Regions from separate parts of the Mus musculus genome. Here region 1 is linked to region 2. The links are chromatin loops, found by intact Hi-C in ENCODE. Cell type or tissue: left cerebral cortex. All regions are shown on one strand. Links, peaks and the distances in the headings refer to the core of each region. The heading gives the core; the rest is flanking DNA. Region 1 overlaps Gm281. Region 2 has its middle 110 kb from the start of Gm281.

Region 1 (10,786 bases), core at 1,237-9,236, 57 kb after region 2:
CAAAAGCAAATCCTAAAACTGACATCAAATATCAAATTAGCCTTTGGGAGTTCATGAGCATGATGTTCAAGAGCATTGCCAGTAAAGAGAAACTCCTCTGAAGGTGTTATGTCCAACCACACTCCTATACCTGCTTATGTTCTATAAATGCTCATGTTCCTTTTCCATCAGCTCCTCGGCAGACATCTGGTATGTGTTTCCTTGTGTATGCTTTAATGTTAAATACCTTAGAATATTTTTACCTTCTGATGTTTCTGGAACTGAAAATACATAGTGCAAGGCTTGAAATTTGGGGCTGAAATCATTCTCAGGGGCAATCTCCACAAGGATTGTCACCGTCACTGTAAAATTGAACAACAAATTAATACCTTTTGTCAATTTACTCTACAAACTATTGAAACATGTCCCCAGTATCAGAATTAGAGAAGAATTATGAAACTACAGCAGGAGTCTTTCTACCTCCAAATGATTGGTGTTTCCACACTCATGTATTAAAACACTTGGTTCCTAAGTGATGGTGCCATTAGAGAAGGCTGTAGGATCCTTAGAAAGAGGATTGTCCTTGGACAAAAGGGAAGGGGGGTTGAGGTTTTATAACAGGGCTCCTCTTCCTGTTTAGTCTCTGCTATGTGGTTGAGGATGCAATGTAATTTGCTTCATTCAATTCTTACTGCCACCCTTACTATCTCCTAGTGTTCTATATCTTTTCAAACCATGAGCCAATCATCCCTCCTGTTACTTCTTATCAAATATCTGTGACAGCAACAAGGAACATAAGACAATATCCAAATGAATTCCTTGGCTAGCCAAAACAGTTTAGCAAAAATGTCTACGGTATTATGTTTTATATTTTATTTTATTAACACATATACATGTATAATAATATATTTATGCATAATATTGTAGCATATTTTCTACAAGAGAGTTTATTACAAATTTCTTTGGAACAATTCTTCCATTAGTTAGCTGAGGTGACACTCCAATCAGTCTGTGATGTCCTACATTATGCTTTTAAAGCTTGTCTCAGAAATCCCATGTTTAATGTTCAGAATTAACATAAATTCTGTGTCTTTAAGCCATCATCCACTTCTAGGAAACTCAGTTTTCTCATCAATCAATCAATCAATCAATCAATCAAGCCACTGTCCATCTCCTACACAATAGTATAAATAGTATAAATATAAGACAAAGAAAATTATGATCAAAAATTTTTTCAAAGGATACTAGGTTACCACAGAAGGAGGTATCTCTGGCCAGCCAGGTTGCTCAGTAAGAAAGATGCATGATCCGAAGCCTGAAGACTTAAATTCAATCTCAAGACTCACATGGTGGAAGGAGAGACTGTACACCAGCAAGTTGTTTTCTAACCTCCACATGCACACTATGGCATGTCCTACCCCTCTGCACACACACATACAATTATATCATTAAGTGTAGTAAAAATAAATTAAAGATTTGTTACAATTTTTGTGCACTGCCAGTAAAAGAAGGAACTCTGTGCTTTGGGTAACAAGCTAAGGTAGCCTATTAGAGAGATGTTGAAAAGAAATATTTTGATATTAAAACATAAAATGAAGCAACTTGAAAGTAGGAAAATATTTTAGAGTAAAATTAGAATATAGTATGCAAGACAAAAACAGGAACATTGGTATAACTGCCACAGTTTCACAAGAAAAAGACTGAGGGGCTGGTGAGATGATTCAGCAGTTAAGAGCGCCGACTGCTCTTCCAAAGGTCCTGAGTTCAAATCCCAGCAACCACATGGTGGCTCACAGCCATCCATAACAAAAATCTGATGCCCTCTTCTGGAGTGTCTGAAGACAGCTACAATACACGCATATAATAAATAAATAAATAAATAAATAAATAAATAAATAAATAAATAAATATTTTAAAAAATGAGAAAAAAGAAAAAGAAAAAGAATGAGATGAACAGAACTGTTCATGGTCTAATATTACAAAAGTGAAAATTCTAATATTACAAAGGAGTAGATGCCAGAACAAGCTATAATGGCCACTAACATCTTTGAGATATGAATGTGCCAAATACGAAGTCCTCAATTAAATAAAAATTAAAGAGGCTTTTATGGCAAGACTTCTTTGGGTTTCCGCTATGCTAGTGTTTATTTTGAATCTCCAGGCAAGCATTCTTCTCAGACTTGTTTGACCATGAAGTTCTCCTCTAGCATCTATCTATAGCACTCATGTTCAAAAGAATTCTGGTATATTGCCTCCCCTAAAGTCTGTGTGACATACGACAAATAGTAAAATTCAGTCTGAGATCTATATGACCTTTATTTCAGAAAGTTAATGGCATGCTTTAGCTTCTAACATATGCTACTATATTCACTTTCAAGGATTGCCTCTACAGTTTTCATCACAATCTCAACAGTAAAAATGATCCCTAAAATGTTTAAAGCATTTTGCTCTACAAATGCAAATAATTTACTTTAGACCCATATATTTCTTTCAATAAATCAAGTAAATCAAAAACAAAAATGTATATGTTTCAATAATAGTTGTGCTCTTTACAACTCTACGGTACTATGATTTTTTTATTGCAACCATAAAGACTTCAAATTGTGTGAATAAGTGGACCTATAGAACAGGAGTGAAATGTGCAATGTTGTAAGCATATTTTATGAGCAATTACTGTGAATATGTTGACAAGTGAAGACCAGAGAATATATCTTACTGAAAAAGATGTTTTTTGTTTTTTGTTTTTTTTTTTTCTCTGCCCTGTTCAAGAAAGGTTCAAATCTGGTGAAATGGGCAAGTTATCTAGCTACAAGAAAAAAAAAATCCATCCTAAAAGGTCACTTTGGCCTATATGATAGACTTCTTCATGATGTTCTACCAATAGCTTCAAAAATTCAAGAATATTTCTGGGCAAGATGTCATGCTTTGATTCCTGCCTCCAAAATAGCATTTTCTCTTGGTAGCTGGGTAAGTCTACAAACCACCATTTTAACTTAGCCACCATGTTAGCTACTTTCCTAATCACTGCAATAAAGATACTCAAAAGAAGCAAATTAATGAGAAAGGATTTTGACTCTTGGTTACAGTTGAGAATGTGTGGTAGGAGGAAGTGGAGGATGCTTGCTCATGTCTCAGCAGATCAGGAAACAGAAAGACAGCAGAAAGTAGGGTCAAGATATAACTCCCATGACACACTGCCAGTGACCCCAGTGACAAGCACTTTCCCGAAGATCCACAGCCTCCCAAAACAGTGTTACCATCTGGGGATAAAGTATTCAAACACAATCCTGTGGGTATCATTTTATATCCAATCACAACAACTCAACTAAGATTTTTACATCATTGATTCAGGAGAGATTGAAAGCATCCTAGGTGTATTGATTCCAATTCAGACTTATTCCACCCTTCTGCATCGATGAAAGACAATATACTCTTTCTTATTTGCTTCAAATCCCACTCAACCCAATGATCAAGGCAACCACCAGCAATGATTCAGAGTTCTCACAAGAGAACAAAACCCAACTGTGCCCTTATTCCAGGTTCTTTATTACCAGACAGTACCTTTCTATGATTAAACTTAAAGTTCCTCCAGTGACTTTTGATTTACCAGTAATGGAGAGGTGCTTGTAACCTGAAAACTCTGAGTATGTTCTCTGTAGCCCAATTCCCTCCAAAATAGTCTAAAACTCCTGATGTGTAATTGTTGAACAAGTACCAACCCCTTAGGAAACTCAGTATATACTTTCATTTTACCAAAAGTACGAATCAGGGAGATTACTTAGCACACCAACTCCTAATCATTTTGCTCCGGATCCTTAGCACCTGATTCAAATATGTCAAAAGAATAGTAATTCACAGTCAGCAAAATTGCAACTATTAAATCTCTAAGTGCCAAGAATTTTATAATCATGCAGTCTTAGCAAACTGAATCTCACTGCATCAAAGGCTTATTTATCATAGGCTGGCACAAAATGGTGGAAAAGTCTTGACACAACATTATGTGAGAAAGCAGTAACCATGCCCGGCACATTCTTTGGGCTCAGGAACTGTAGAAATTGTCAAGTAGCTCATTGCTTGCTTTAATAACAACATTACATCTTACAATATCATTCAAGTAAAATATATTTAAGGCAACAATTACCTATATGTGTGCACTTCAGATTGCCTGATATCAAGTCAGATGTATTTGGTATTATTTAGCATAAAGAATCAAATATATATATATGATCAATTGATAGTATAAAGAAATATATTATATATCATATACAATATAAATATTTATATATTTACAAATATACAGAAGAATCTTAACAAGAACCCATACTCTCTTGCATTTTTTAATGCTAAGATCTCTAGCCAGACCATGACATAAGAATTATATATTATTTAAGATGCTGCTAAGAGATATAAAGTCTTCCCAGTGATGGAAACTTCCACCATCAGTCTATCTCATTCCTAATGTGATGAATGTTTATAGCACACGGACCAGCCTTGAACAGTTTATAATGATTACCTGTATGAGATGGATGTAGGTCATCAAATACTGAAATCATCATTTCATACATGTGCCCTGCTGCAACCACCTCTGGGTTTTCATAATCCAGATCTTTGGTAACCTTATAGAACAACATTATTTCATTATTTCAGAAAAATGAATTTTTAATCTCTTTTACATGTGTGAGAAAGAGGAGAGAGAGAGAGAGAGAGAGAGAGAGAGAGAGAGAGAGAGAGAGAGAGAGAGAGAGAGGCTATGATTTGTGTATGGCAGTCAGAGGAGAACTTTCAGGAGTCTGTTCTTTTCACATTGCAGATACCTGGGATGGAACATAAATAGCTAAGCAGGTGCCTTTATCCACTGGCTCAGAGCCAAAATTTCTAATGTACATGCTTTAAGAAGTCAGTCTGAAAACACTGAGTGTTTTGGCCATTTTCATTTCCTAGGATGACATTTCAGAATGTGTGAGTTCAGCAGCAGCTAAGATATATAAATGAACATTTGGGTGGAGCAACAGGACACCACACTCCCTTCTGGAGGAGCTTAATTTTAGATGGATCATTCCAGCATTGAAGACTATATAGCTCATAACCTACATTGCATGCTAATTGTGTTGCCATAGGCAAATCATTGAAATATTTTGAATGAACAGTGTGTGGAAAGACATGCCTAAATAATGACACTTCAGGTTTGTATTACAAAATTACAAAATGAGTATTGACACAGTATGTACCTGGTTCTGTGCCCAAATGTCAAAACTTCACAGTCATGTAAGAACTTGCCTTATAGCTATAGACTTTGTCAAAAAAAAATGTGGGGTGAGAACAAGAGAAAGAAAGAGTTCACCTGTGGGTTTCTCAACCATATTTTCTGGTTAACAGGAGGAATTACATGAGGGTAGTTGGTGATACTGAGGCATGGGGTAAGGAGCTATGGAAGCTATCACAGAATAACACAATGAAATAAATGCCCTGGAAATGGAAATTGGGACTTAGGAAAAGGAATTTCGTCAAAATCATGAGTAGAGAAAGAAAAGAACCTGCAGTCTTTATACTCTGCCAGTAGAAAGTATGTCTCTCTTGAAGAGGAGCTGACTTCACTGACTTCCAATGCTAGGAGAGCATTGTCAAACATGCTGTCATACAGACTGACCTCTAAGGAAATCAGCATGTGTTCTTAGCTTCTGCTTTCCCCAGCTAAGTAGAAAGTTCATTGTTTTGTGATAATTATAAAAGGAGAAACTGGTGGTAGAAACAAAAGCATTCCAAGTGCCTTCTGGTATGACAGCAGAAGAGCCCAGAATTCTCCTCTACTCTTCTCCTCCTTTGGAACCTACTAGCACCGATCCAATTTGCCATGACCTGACTCCATTTTCTTGGGAAAGACCCTGGAATAACAGCCACTGGGACTTACCTGAATGAAATTTTTGGTATCTGGCACTTGCTCAAATAGTTGTCCAGAACCTACAGGGCCAGAACTTGGAGCATAATGAATTGTATCAGGAGGTTTGTCAAGGTCATGGCATGAGAGCTTAGCAACAACTGTGTCTTTTGCAATCTCCTCCTTGCCTATGTACCTGTTTAATTGTTCAAGAAGAAAAATCAATGTATATAAGCATTCTCTTATAATGCAATGCATTCCCCCTTAAACATCACTTTTGATAAGGTCTATGTATGGGCCTTGATAATCCTGGAGCAGACAGGTCTTCCTTAGAGCATCATTTAGAAAACTATTTCCTAGTAGTGTAATCTGATATCGCTACTAGATAAATAAGTATGGAAACCCCTCAAAAAATTTCAAATAGAATGACTATGTGACTCAGCTACCTCTGAGCAAAGATTCCTATATCCTACCACAGAGATATGTGCACATCTCATCTTATCACAATAGCTAGGAAATAAAAGCAGCCTCGATGTCCATCCACTAATGAGTGAGTAATAAAGTGTGGATATATCTGGTGGAATTTTATTTAGTTGGAAGTAAAAATAAAATTATGTAAATTTATGGAAAATAGATTGATGTGGAAATTATTGTATTAAGTGAGGTAGCCCAGTCTCAGAAAGAAAAAGTTCTCTCTTATGTGTATCTCCTAGCTTTTTATATGGGGGAGTGATGTAGGTATAGGCCATGAATAGAGAGGGAGGTTAGGGGCAACAGAAGGTCTTAAGGAAGGAGAGAGATAATAGGAGAAACAGCAAAGATGAGTTCTCAGGCAGATGACCAGGGTGTAGGAGAAGAGAAGGAAGAGCAGAATAATCACATGAAAAAGTGTGCACACCTCTTCTCCATACCGCAAAAGCCAACAATTCTGAAACTTGGAATTCTTCATCACTTACTTAGCATCAAATCCTATCCCTGCATTTTGCATCAAAACTTTAGCCACACTGTCAGATCATTTTCCTTCCATTGTCAGAGATATAAATATGGATATTTATTATGTTCTCACTTAGAGAGTTATACAATGTATGGTGCATGAACCAGGTTATTTTTTTTTTAAATCAAGGGCAAAGTCTATATGTTTGTGCTGTGTGTGCAGGTGCACATGGGTGTACAGGTACATGAGTGTGCACATGTACACATGTACACATGTAGGTAAAAGCTAGAAGACACTGTCCACTATTTTGTTTGGTGGTGGGGGTTTGGTTTGGTTTGGTTTGGTTTGGTTTGGTTTGGTTTGGTTTGGTTTGGTTTGGGACAGACTTTCTGCACTGGTTTCTAAGTAAGCTTGTCTGCCTGGCCAGTGGGTCCCAGTGACCTGCCTGTCTCCTCCACTCCATCCTCAAGGGCTAAGTATCCAAAAGCTTGCTACCACACCGGGTTTTTTTTTTGTTTTTTGTTTTTGTTTTTGTTTTTTTTAATCTGTGTCATGGGTACTGAAGTCAGATCCTTGTTCTTATAAGGCAAATATTTTACTGAGACAGGAACAAAATCTTTAACCAGAAATCTATTCAGTGGTAAGGATTTCTGGTGATAATTGCAGATTCATAATAAGGGAAATTATGTCATAGCAGCTGCTCAGCACTATGCTGAAACAGTCCCCAAAATTAGTCCATTAATTCTTCACAACCAATTTTCAAAAAGATCTACTGACATGCCATTTTACAAAGCAAAACAGTAGGGCTTCTGTTAATGACAGAAGTAGAACCATTAAAACCCCAGATCTCACTTTCAGATCTTGGAAACTCAACTTTCAATCACAGAAGGACCACCAGGCTATTTGTGAGGAACATTTCTGAGTAACCAAGATTAAACTTGATCAGCCACATGTCATAGTGAGCTGATAGATACAACAGTCCTTCCTTCTCTCTGCCCAATCTGAGTTCTTGCTTCTGTCTATTGTCCGCTCACCGAATGAGATACTGATCACAGAAAGGAGAGTTGTCATTAATGCCACGAATGTAGGTAGCCACTGGAATCACTGTACACCTCTGATCACCATCACATGCCTTAATAGAGAAGGACAGAGCACTTGCAAAGCCAGTTTTCTCCACATCTAGATGGTTAGTCGTAACCACGGTCCCCTTCTCTGTAACGAAACAGCACATCCTGCTCAGTAAGTCCAGACTCTCATTTTAAAAATGACTTTGTTACATGTAATACTACAGAAAAAAAAGTAAAAAGTATGCCCTATTCTCTAGACTTACGGGGAGAATTCAAAGTGAATGAACAGTGCTAAGTTACTTCTTGCTGAAATGTGCTATTCATCATATTATGTTAATGGGTAGGAAAACAAGGTTATTTTCACTTAAAGAATAAAGAAGACTCTCTAGAAGAGATCCTCATTCTATGACTTGAAGGTTACATAGCAAAAGAAAATATTAGTAAATGAGGGATGATTCCCTGCAGAGAGAACCACAGATAAAAGTGCTGCTAGAACTTAAGTTGTTCTTATTCATCAATCACTTAAATCCAAAAAATATTGACTACATCTATGTAGCAGGTATGCATTGTAGCTACTAGATTCAGTATTATGACAGAAAATCTCCATATTTATCGAATTTATATTCTAAGCTTGGATACAGACCTCAATATGTGTAGAAAAACAAAAATTATAATGGAAATGAGCTCTATAATGTGATTTTTTTTACAGGTAATAATGTTTAGTGATCAGGCACTTAGAAAACACAAGGGCAGGGTCTCAAGGCTGACAGCCTATGTACTGGTTCAGAATAACAATTGAACGAAGAAAGAATCAAGGCAACATGGCGGTTCTCAGGGAGGGCAGCAGCGTTGAGAACAAGGTAAGGGCCAGAGAAGCAGGTTCTCAGTGGTAACATAAGATGTCTGGGCCGAACTTCAAGTGCAAACAGCAAATTGAAAGGATTTTTTGAACAGAGAAGAAATATGGCCCAATTTGAGTAATCAAAAACTCACTAGTGGCTCTGTAAAAATGCAGAGCAACAAACTATAAAACAGGCAGCCAATCTAAGAGATCCATACAAATCAGAACATGAGTATAAGCAGATTGTTTGGGAGCCAATCCAGGGCAGTGTGACATGGGGAAGAAAGGCAGGGGAAAAACACTCCCAATAAAAGCTCATCATCAAGCCAGTGCCCACTTGTAGCAGCAAGAGCCTCACATCACTGAAGAACCCTGTGAGCCAGTATAAATCATATAGGGAATTGGTCTATAGCAAGGAAAATTGCTAGAGGATTTGTACACCAAGTCATGAATGGACACTTTCTTCATGTCCAGCCTGGGACTTGTAAAGAAAAAAAAAGTAATGAAGCAGTCAGATTCCAAGACAGGCTGTGGGAACCAAGCTTACTACACTGAGCAGGTATTGCACTGCCTCACCACAGACGGAATGAAAGACAACTCTCCTAAGTCAAACCAGGCTCTCCCTCACAAACATTTGGTCCTGAGGTAGAATAGAGTTGAGTTAGGTCTAAGAAAATGTGTTAAAATGGCATGTAAATTGAGGAGGTAATAATATCCATAACAGCTGTGACGAGACATGTATTAGCAGAAGAATAAGTAAGATGCTGACCCTGCAGAATTACTCATCAGACATTTCCAAAGTCTCCCTCATACCCCTCTAGAAACCACATGTGTCGGGGAGACAGATATACAGTTTCTTAAACCTACCTTTGTCCACTGCAAAATAATCATCCACTGTATCTAGTCCAAAGGTTAAACCTCCCAGGTTATCTTCATCAGTTGCCTGGCACATTGCAATCATCTTCCCAACTGGAATTTCTTCATCCAGTGTGATGTTGACTTTGCGGTGCAGAGTTGAATTTGTGAAGGTAACTCTCAAGACCCCGTTTTCAATATTGAACAAGCTTGTTTTGAAAGAAAATGTTATTGGCATGGTACAAGCTCTGTTTTCTATCCTTATGGTGCTGAAGGTATAAAGACTGAATGGTGTAGGGGCACAATGGAGACCGTATTCATGACAGAAGTGTCTCAACCACACACTGATAGGTTTACATAAAATCCTAAGACTTATTATGGGTTACTCATTCTCCCCTGAAGACACTCCCCTAGAAAGTCAGGACCATGTTCATCTCCATTTGATAGATGTGAACACTGATAGCTCAATAAATTAAAGAAATTCCAGAAGTAAATACCGAGGTGGTCCAGAGAGGGTTGATCACAAACCTCTTTGCTCTAGAACTTGTATGCATGATCACTGTGCTCTTAATGCTTCTGCATAAGTGCTGACTTTACCGAGATGCTGACCTCAATGTGCTTCTGTAAACTCTGATTACAACACTGACTAGAATCTCCCTTAAGAGAAATAATAGCTAAACCACAACTCAGAGGTTAAGGATGCATTGCATGAATAACACCTTATTTTCTTGCAATTTCAATATATTTTTATACTTTAAAATTATCTTTAGTTTCAGGTTTAAGAAATCATTTTTTTGATTGGACATACTACTACCTGAGCATCCAGCAATACCACTCCTGGGCTATACCCAGAAGATGCTCCAACTTGTAATAAGGACACATGCTCCACTTTGTTCATAGCATCCTTATTTATAATAGCCAGGAGCTGGAAAGAACCCAGATGTCCCACAACAGAGGAATAGATACAGAAAATGTGGTACATTTACACAATGGAGTACTACTCAGCTGTTAAAAACAATGAATTCATGAAATCCTTAGGCAAGTGGATGGAGCTGGAGGATTTCATCCTGACTGAGGTAACCCAATCACAGAAGGACACACATCATATGCACTCACTGATAAGTGGATATTAGCCCAGAAACTCAGAATACCCAAGATACAATTTGCACACCACATGAAATTGAAGAATAAGGAAGACCAAAGTGTGGATACTTCGGTCCTTCCTAGAAGGGGGA
Region 2 (10,786 bases), core at 1,774-9,773:
TTCGGCCTTTCATAGTCTCTGATGAGAAGTCTGGTTTAATTCTAATAGGTCTGCCTTTTATTTGTTACTTGACCTTTTTCCCTTACTGCTTTTAATATTCTATCTTTATTTAGTGCATTTGTTGTTCTGATTATTATGTGTTGGGAGGAATCATTTTTCTGGACCAGTCTATTTGGGGTTCTGTAGGTTTCTTGTATGTTCATGGGGATCTCTTTCTTTAAGTTAGGAAAGTTTTCTTCTATAATTTTGTTCCTCCTCTGTCAGCACTCCTGGGAGTCCAACTCTCTCCTGAGTCCCAGTAGTCAGAGCACTCTCTGCAGGCAAGCTTTCCTCTTCCAGGGAAGGTGGACCCAAGTCTGGAGCTCAGAACCACCTCCTGAGTCCTGGGGTCAGAGCCCTTCCTGGAAGCCAACTCTCCTCTGGCAGGGAAGTTGTCCAGATATCTGGGTCTCAGCTCTGTCTCCTGGCTGAGGATGAAGTCCCTAAGGGACCCTGTCTAAGAAGCTCTGTTGCTTCTGCCGCCCATGTGCTCTCCTGTGTAGGCTGGTCTCAGTTATCCCAAGATTCTGGGTGTACTATGGCCTGCCAAGTTTGTGCCCAAGATGGCATGTGACTGGCACCAACCAGAACAAACCCCAACCTCTGATTGGGTGGGTTTCCCTTGTCCCTGTTCCTGCTTGCACAAGATCCTTCAGGATTTTTTGGAACAGATGTTGCATTCCACTCACTAGTGATCTCAAGATCTTGGATATGGTAGGGAGCCTGCAGCATGGAGAGTCCTCTGAGTATCTTTGGACCCTCCGCCGAGATTGTGCCCAAGATGGCGCAGGGCTGGCACCAAGGAAAAAGAAACCCAGCCACTGGTTGGCAGCTTTCCTTTGTCCCTGCTCCTGATGGCACAACACCCTCTGGGATTTTTTGGAACAGATGTTGTGTTCCACTCACCCAGTGATCCCAAGATCCTGGGCGTGCTAGGGCCCACTGAGTTTGTGCCCAAGATTGTGCGGGGGTGGGGGGGTGGGGGGTGGCAACTGGAACGAACACACAATCAAATTCTTAAACATAGTGTAGGTCATTCTCCTATAACACCTTGTCATTGGGAGATAGAGAATATAATGAAACTTCAAGTACAGATTTACTCTTGTAGCTGTGTTACTTTTTAAGTGACTTCATTTTCCTAATGAACTATTCATGGAAGTTCTTTGTATATTGAAAAGCTCTAAATTCAAATAGGTTTGTTCTTGCATATCTTCCTTGTCACCATCATCTCAGACACTCAACAGTGTTAGTTTCCTATTTGTCATATTGTTTCTATAGCAAAAAGAAGGCTCAAACTCAACATTTCCCCTTGTTTTGAGTATAGACGTGTGTGTGTGTGTGTGTGTTGTGTGTGTGTGTGTGTGTGTGTGTGTGTATGTGCATACTCCAGTCTACATAACCTAAAGAACTTCATAAAAACTCGAGAGTAACTGCCAGGCCCATTTGTTAATAGTGCTTGGTATAGCCTAAACTAAGAGCTGACAACTATCTAGTGCACTGGATTTGACCCACGAGCTACATATGGTGTTTCTATTTTGAAGTTGTTAAGAAAAAGAGTAATGCTATTCCATGATGAAGTTCATTTGCCAGTATCCATGAGTACAGCTTTAAAATACAGTCACTGGCCCTGGTTTATGCACCTCCTATGTCCTCCTCCAACCTGTACTGACAAAGCTATTGAAGTGCTATAAAGATGACAGTTAAGCTTTGTGTCTACTACTTTGTCCATGACAGGAAAAGTCTGCAGGTCTCTAGAATAGACACCCAGTTAATGTGTGCAAAGAACAATGTCTTCATAATATATGTGCTTTGCAATAAGCCACACAAAGTTGCTTCATTTTCTGGTAGAGGATCAGGATTGGGACTGGTACCAAAATTACAGCTCTCTTTATTAGTTACTCTGGAGATGAATATATGTTTCATTACAACCTCAAATTTCCTCCACTTTGCTTTAAATGAGAATCTTCCTTAGTCAATGTTAGAAAAGAGAAAGAAAAAGGACTAAGGATGAATGTTTAGGGTCTGTGAGTGGTATGTCAGGATTTTTGACTGTAAAGGATGAGCACAGTTAACAAGAGGGATGGTGGAAGGGAGTACTTAGACTTATTCATAAGCATTATGATGTAAGACATGGAAATTGACTCACTGAATGAAGGCCAGTTACATAAATGAGTATTGCTTTCCAACCCCACCAATTGCTTTCTATTGCTAAAACATGATTACCAAAAGCAACTTAGGTGGGGGAAAGGTTATTCCAGCTTACAGCTTACAGTCCACCATAAAGGGAAGTTAGAATAGAGACTCAAGGTAAGAACCAAAACAGAGGCCATGGAGGAATGCTGCTTACTAGCTTGCTCTCCAAAGTGTGCTCAGCTACCTTTCTTATATAACCCAGAACCACATTCCCAGGGATAGCATTGCCTACAGTGTGCTTACCCCTCCTATAGCCCTTATTAACAAAGGAAATACCCCAATGGAGTTACCTATACGTCAATCTGATGCTGACATTTTCTTAATTGATGTTCCTTCCTCCCAGATGACTCTATCTGTGTCAAGTTGACCAAAACCCAGCAAAGCAAACTAGACAGCATGCAATGCAGACAAGCAACACTGAGTACTTTACGCACAAAGAACATGGCTTGAATCCTACAACTTTGCTATGTTCCAAATTCGAAATTTATCTTACTTGTTTGGAATTTCTTTAAAACAGTATATGACCCAAGTATAGTAGTGCCTACCTGTAATTGTCACATGCATGAGGCTCAGGCACAAATATCACAAGTTCAAGACCATCTTGGGCTACACCAGGCAATTTTTTTATAAATAAATAAATAAAACAGTATTTGTATTAAGGAAAAATATGAAAGTATAGAGAAAAGAAACAACTGATTCAAGGTTACTTGAATAGATCACTTCTTGTTACCAACTGCCAGCATACAAATGGGGTATTATTGTCCTATAACCATTCAAAACTACCTTATAAGACTCCTGCTGGTCAATCTGCTGCTCTAAAGAAAAACATTCTTTCAAAGATCAACCCAAATAATTTTTATTAAAAACTTACCTCTGCAGATAAAAATAAAAGTTTGATTTTTATGGGAAACATTTTCTATTACCTTGTAAATCCTGTAGATTGATTGAAACGATGTAAGCAGCATTCACAGGCCAGAAGCCAACATCTGTAGATGCTATTTCAAGGATCTAAGGTCTACTGTAGCTATTATATGATCAGGAGAGATTTTCTCCCAGGGCCACCTTCAATTTTTCCAGGAGAATCTGCAAAGATCGTTTTAGCTAACCTTCAATCCCCAACATGAGGGAGATGACAGGGCTGCCAGCCAAGAATTTCAACAATAATTCATACTTTCTGAGACATCTCTTTCAGATATCAGAGTTAAGTTAGTCAGAGATGAGAGGGAGGGATGGAAGAAGAGAGAGAATCTCAAGAATATTGCTAATTCTAATTTTCACAGAGAGCCAAATAAAGCAGAATTGAAAGCTATCTCAATATGATCCAATTTAAATCACAAATAATAATTTTAGCATACAGAACATAACTGCAAAAATGTTACTTTTCAAAATATTGACTATATATTTAGCATTAAGTGGGAATAATACAAATAATTTTTAATTTCTCTAGTTCTAGTTGATTTATAGATTTTCTTTTTGTTATTATTTCCTTTTTATTTTTATTTCTTGGTTTGTTTGTTTGGTTGGTTGGTTGGTTGGTTGGTTGGTTTTTGGGTTTTCAAGACAGGGTTTCTCTGTGCCCTGGCTGTCCTGGAACTCACTCTGTAGACCAGGCTGGCCTTGAACTCAGAAATCCACCTGCCTCTGCCTCCCAAGTGCTGGGATTAAACGCATGTGCCACTACTGCCCAGGCTTTATTTTTATTTCTTATTGGGGGCTAGTGGTCAAACCTCGTGCCTTCCGCAAGCTATACAAATGAGCCATCATTGAACCGCACCCTCAGGTCCTGACTTTTAAAATTATTTACAGTGTGTATGTGTGCACCCATTTCTTGTGCATGCCTGCATGTGCACACACACATGTGAATGTCAGAGGAAACTTGTGGAATCAGTTCTATCCCTTCATCTTGTGATACCCAGGGTTTCATGTGTTCTAGACAGCACTCTTCCAACTGAGTAACTGTAACTGGGGCTACAGATCAGCCCCAGCCCTTGATTTTTTTTTTCTTAGGACAGGGTTTCATATAGGCTAGAATGGCCTTTAACTAGAAACCTCTTGCCTCTGGGATTACCAGAGTGGCAAGTATCTAAGTAACCCAAGTACTGGGATTATCAGCATGCATTGCCACAACCAGCCATCTGTTCTTCAGTGGATATGTATTATATGAAAACTTACTCAAAAAGGCCAGAGAGATAGCTTAGTGGATAAAAGCACTTGCTTTTAAGTTATACACTTACATGTGATTCCTGGAATCTATGAGTTGGAAAGAGAGAACTCCCAAAAGTTGTCCTCTGACCTACACACATACACACCACACACAAATTAATAAATGCAATAAAATTAAAAGTAAATAAAACAAGATGTCAAGAGAAAACTTTGAGTGACCAGACTAGCAAGCACTTGCATTAATTCATCTGATTCTAAAGATTCCAAAACACTGTAAATGCTAATGTATTTGAAAGTTCCTGAGAAACTCACTGATTCTTTAGCGTGCACGTGAAGGACTCCTTCAATTTCAAATTAGTCCTGAACACAGAAAACCAGCTCCCAGTTCTCTCAACAGAATGAGAAATGTAGCTTTTCTAGTTGTAAAAGCAGAAGCCACCACCATCCTGCAGATTGTGTGGGAGTTAGATGCCCTTCCTAAGGACCCAATCAGAGGCAAAAAGCAGGCCATGAGATTTCAGACACCTGCCAGCAGCCTCCTTAGAAATTTGACCTCTTAATTGGGAGATGTGCTCAAAGCAAAATCAAACTTTCTATCTGTTTGATAATTAATTCAAGGAGCTAATGTTCTCTTTTCCAAGAAAAGATCTCTGACTGTGATTTTAGCTTATGAAAAAAGGAATATTTCAAAACATTCTGAGAGTTTGGTTTTCTTTTCCTAGAAATTACCACCCCAGGCAGAACACTTAATGCTGTGGTTCTCAAATGGGTAGATATATTTCCTCTTTGAGAGACATCTGGCAAGGTGGAAAGACATAGAGTATAGTTGGCATGTAGTAGGTAGATCCTAGGAATACTGGTAACTGTCTGATGATTCATAGAACAAAGCAAGTCTGCCCAATGTTTAGCACCAAGGTTTAGAAACCCTGTGTGTGTGATAATGGTGGAAATCCTTTAGAAGCTTTGAAGATGCTGTTTTGTTTTGTTTGTTTTGTTTTAATTTTGTCATTGTTATAGCAAACTGACACATGGCTGTATCGTCCACAACCAGCAGGCCTAAACAGTCTTTAAATGTTCTCCTCTTTTTGATTATACCATGCAATACTAGAATCCATACTTGGATGGCATGGAAAGGAAGCTAATTCTATGAGCCAGCTCCAGTCTGTAAGCACTGACTTCTAGTTTGGGCTTTCTGAAAGCACCTGGAGCTGGGGGTTGAGGTATGAGGTGTTTATTATCACCACCTCCAAATAGAAGGGGGAGAGCTAGAACTAGACAGTGCAAATCTGGTATAGCCTCCACCAACCTGGAGAGTGCTGGAGTCAATGTTTCCCTAAAGAGCTGGCTCAGAGTGGCCTAGAGAATCTGTGTCCTTACAAGTGCCCTCTCTTAGCTATCACTCTGGCTCAGACTCTCCTGAGGAGGACTGGGCCAGAGAAGGCATTGTGGGACTGTAATGGCCCAGAGTTACAGAGGAAAGGTCAAGGGAGCTTCAAACCCAGGTACCTCAAACATGAGGATATCAGGAGTTGGCTACCTCCTCCATCTAAACCTGGTGCCAGAAAGACAGCTGCCCTCAACCCTAATAAGAATTTACCACTCTGACAGTTATCAGGTTTCACTAATTGTTTGACCTTATAAGATTTTTCTCCCCCTGAACCTACAGCCCCTGAGTATGTACATGAAGCATTTTCCAACATTCCTACACTGGCCAATGGTATACAGTCATACAAACCTTGTCTCAGAGATCCTGCTCACCTCACCAGGGACATAAATATCCCTTTCCACACCCACTCATTGAGTAAATGAACAAGATCTTCAAAGCTGTTCCCAGATGTGTTCACTGCCCGAGGACTCATCACCCACTGAGATCCTGATTTGCATCCACCCACCTAGGTCCTACTAAGCTTCCCTCCCTCCAATCAAGCTCAATGCACAATGAGCTTTGCTACCCAGAGTGGGAAGTGGACACAGCAAGGGATGAGATTCAGTTGGAGACTCCAGTGCAGCTGAAGTGTGGGAACTAAAAGGGGGCTGGGGAAGGAAGGAGGAGGGAGGATAGACCACATCCAGACAGAGTTCCTCCTATGCTCTGGGCAAGCAGACGCAGGAGGGCTGCCAGATGCTTTCCACTTGGCCCCGGGTGGGCATCTAAGCCACTGACCCCACTCAACTGGGGTGGACAAGGGGCAGCCCCTGACTGGGGGCCCCTGAGATGACACCCAGTAGCCCCGGGGTTATAGGAGAGAGGGCTGAGGGAGAGAGGTTCCCACATAGGCAAGAGTAAGTGCAGCGGGCCTTGATGAGCAGAGACAGTCTTTGGTTTTAGAGCTTTATTGAAGAAAGGCAAGGGGAAAGAGAAAAGGTGAAAAGGGAGAGAGAGACCAGCCATGGCCAAGAGGAGAGAAGTGGGAAAAGAGAGAGGGAGAGAGAAGAAAGGCTAGAGAATAAGAGGGAGAGAGAGGAAGAGAGGAGGAGAGAGAAGAGAGGAGAGAAGAGGAGAAAGTAAGAAGAGTGTAAGGGGAATAAGAGCAAGAGAACAAGAGAGTGAGGAGGGGCCAAACAGCCCTTTTTATGGTGTGGTGTTATCTTTACTGTTGCTAGGTAACTGGGGAGGAGTATAACCTGAAGGTCAGAAGCTTGGAACATTGCCTACATGACTACTAGCCATGCTTCTCCTGTGGGGGCAGTGGAAGCGATAACAGGAGCCAGAGTCCCAGGAGACACGAGAGAACTCCTCCTGTCCCATGTAGATGAATTATCAACACTGGTTCCCAGGGTTCAGACCTCAGCTCGACAGGAGACCAGACTGTCGTGTATAGCCCAATGCCCCATACTAAAGTTGACGTCCATGTGTTAATAGCTGGACTCTCAGCTCCCAACACTCCTTGAAAGCATTCTATATTATACATCTCCATGAGTACCACGGGTACTTCCATTCCCAGTGAAAAGGCGCGCAGGGATCCATTAGTAATGTCTGCTATGAAGCAGGTGCAGAGCATCTTTGCCAGGCATTTGTCAATTCTACCATAGAAACACATGCCAATAAGTCAAGACTATAATTACAGTATCATGGAGAGAGCTGAAAACTAATTGGGTCTTACAACCAAAAAGAGCATCCAAGCCATTGCTTTTCTCATAACTCTGACAAAAATACCTGATGGAAGTTTATTTGCATCCCAGTTTCAGAGAATGTAAGGAAGGAGTGCTGGCTGGAATGGACTGATCTGTAGACAGGAACTTAGAGCAGCAGCATCTCTCAAAACCACTGACTCCAGGAAGTTGGCTCAGTGGGTAAAACACCAGCTGCAGAAGTGGGAGGACTTGAGTTCAAATCCCCAGAACCCACATAAAATTAGTCATGGTAGCATGACATAGTCCCAACATTCCTACAGTAAGATAAGAGGCAGAGACAAGAGTACCTTTAAACACACCAGGCTAGCTAGCATGGCATATACAGCAGTGGACAACAAGAAAGAGGAGTAGACCACAGACAACAGGTAATAAACTGAGGGCTGAAATCAATAAACTAGGAACAACAAAAACAATACAACAAATCAATAAACTGAATGTTGGTTGAGAAAATCAATAAGGATAAATTCATATCCAATCTAACTAAAAGGCTGAGAGAGAATATTCAAATTACAAAAACAAAAGGGGAAACATATAACAGACATGGAGGAAATACAAAGAATCATTAGGTCAAAACCATTACTTTGAAAAACTGTACTGGACAAAATTAGAAAATCTAACAGAAATGGACAATTTTATTAATAGATACCACTTAAAATAATATCAGGTAAACTATATAAATAGACTTATATCCCCTAAAGAAATAGAAGCAGTCACTAAAAGTCTTACAACCAAAAAAGAGCCCCCAGCAGAAAAGTAATGGCTTACACAGTAAAATCAAAAATTGACAAATGGGACCTCATAAAATTACAAAGTTTCTGTAAGACAAAAGACACTGTCAATAAGACAAAAAGGCCACCAAAAGATTGGGAAAGGATTTTTACCAATCCTAAATCTGATAGGGGACTAATATCAAATATATACAAAGAGCTCAAGAAGCTGGACTCCAGACGTACAAATAACCCCATTAAAAAATGGCGATCAGAGATAAACAAAGAATTCTCACCTGAGGAATAACGAATGGATGAGAAGCACCTGAAAAAATGTTCAACATCGTTAATCATCAGAGAAATGCAAATCAACACAATCCTGAGATTCCACCTCACACCAGTCAGAATGGCTAAGATCAAAAATTCAGGTGACAGCAGATGCTGGCGAGGATGTGGAGAAAGAGAAAAACTCCTCCATTGTTGGTGGGATTGCAAGCTTGTACAACCACTCTAGAAGTCAGTCTGGAGGTTCCTCAGAAAATTGGACATAATACTACCGGAAGATCCAGCAATACCTCTCCTGGGCATATACCCAGAAGAAGTTGCAACTGGTAATAAGAACACATGCTCCACTATGTTCATAGCAGCCTTATTTATAATATCCAGAAGCTGGAAAGAACCCAGATGCCCCTCAACAGAAGAATGGATACAGAAAATGTGGTACATTTACACAATGGAGTACTACTCAGCTATTAAAAACAATGGATTTATGAAATTCTTGGTCAAATGGATGTATCTGGATGATATCATCCTTAGTGAGGTAACCCAATCACAAAAGAAGTCATTAGATATACACTCACTGATAAGTGGATATGAACCCAGAAACATAGAATACCCAAGATACAATTTGCAAAACACAAGAAAATCAAGAAGAGGGAAGACCAATGGGTAGATACTTCATTCCTCCTTAGAATAGGGAACCAAATACCCATGAAAGGAGTTACAGAGAAAAAGTTTGGAGCTAAGACGAAAGGATGGACTATCCAGAGACTACCCCACCCAGGGATCCATCCCATAATCAGCCACCAAACCCAGACACTATTGCATATGCCAGAAAGATTTTGCTGAAGGGACCCTGTTATAGCTGTCTCGTACGAGGCTATGCCTTTGCCTGGCAAATACAGAAGTGGATGCTCACAGTCATCTATAAGATGGAACACAGGGCCCCCAATGGAGAAGCTAGAGAAAGCACCCAAGGAGCTGAAGGTGTCTGCAACCCTATAAGTGGAACAACAATATGAACTAACCAGTATCCCCAGAGCTTGTATCTCTTAGCTGCATATGTAGCAGAAGATGGCCTAGTTGGCCATCACTGGGAAGAGAGGCCCCTTGGTATTTCAAATTTTATATGCCCCAGTACCAAGATACCAGGGTGTGGATGGGTAGGTGAGCAGGGCAGAGGGAGGGTATACGGAACTTTCGGGATAGCATTTGAAATGTATATAAAGAAAATATCTAATAATCAATCAATCAATAAAAAAGAGAGGAATAATCTTGAACACATTGAGCCTTGAACAGAACACCAATTGCTCAGGAAGTAAGACTAACACTTAAAAAATGGGATCTCAAAAAACTGAAACGATTCTGTAAAGCAAAGGACAGCATCAATAGGACAAAATGGCAGCCTACAAAATGTACAAGATCTTCATCAACCCTACATCTGACAGAGGGTTAATTTCCAAAATATGTAAAAAATTTAAGAAGTTAAATACCAACAAACTATATAATCCAATTTTAAAATGGGGTTCCCAATCTAAACCCAGAATTCTCAACAAAGGAGTCTCAAATGAAGTACTTAAAGAAGTGTTCAACATTCTTAGCCACTGCGAGATGTAAATCGTGGATTTCGTCTAACACGTGTCATAATGGCCACGAACAAAAACACAAGTGACTGTTTATGCTGGTGAGGATGTGGAGAAATTGGAACACTCCTCCACTACTGGTGGAAGTGAAAATTTGTACAGCCACTTTGGGATTCAATATGTTATTTCCTCAGAAAGTTGGGAATTGATCTACCTTAATACCCACACCTGGGCATATACCCCAAAGATACCCCACTATACAACAGGGACACTTGCTCAACTATATTCATAGGAGCTTTATTCTTAATATCCAGAAACTGGAAACAACCTAGATATCCCACCACCAATAAATATGTGGTACATATAAGATTATGTGGTACAATTTCACAACTATTAAAAAACAGTGACATAATGAAATTTGCAGGCAAGTGAATGGGACTATGAAAAAAATCATCCTGAATGAAGTAACCCAGACCCAGAAAGACAAACATAATATATACTGACTTATAAGTGGATATTAGCTGTAAAGTAAAGAATAACCAGGCTACAATTCACAGACCCAGAGATGCTAAGTAGCAAGGAGGTCTCAAGAGAGACATATGAATCTCCTGGGGAAAACGAAATATACTACATATCACTTATGGACTCGAGGCAAGTGGGAATGGGAACAGGAGGGATCAGGGCAGG

Evidence for each region. A loop is a pair of places that touch in the nucleus more often than their neighbours do. Peaks named below come from ENCODE experiments on the same cell type or tissue, not always from the same donor. Only the 100,000 strongest peaks of a DNase experiment are listed, where the experiment ranks them.
Region 1: it touches region 2 in a loop (2.9-fold over the local background); 2 of 42 quality-filtered maps call a loop at or near these places.

Annotation. Positions count from the first base shown.
Region 1 is chr14:13,856,424-13,867,209 of GRCm38, forward strand. Gm281 reads right to left here. Exons shown (of 15, transcript XM_011244864.1): 7 at 9,564-9,760; 8 at 7,823-8,000; 9 at 5,888-6,050; 10 at 4,493-4,595; 11 at 243-341. Among named protein-coding and RNA genes, the nearest start is that of Gm281, 53 kb to the right of the region's middle. In left cerebral cortex, for the core only: no CTCF peak of the experiment used is centred there; DNase peaks (open chromatin) are centred at 4,934, 5,201 and 5,927.
Region 2 is chr14:13,798,663-13,809,448 of GRCm38, forward strand. No RefSeq gene overlaps it. Among named protein-coding and RNA genes, the nearest start is that of Gm281, 110 kb to the right of the region's middle. In left cerebral cortex, for the core only: no CTCF peak of the experiment used is centred there; DNase peaks (open chromatin) are centred at 5,187 and 6,220.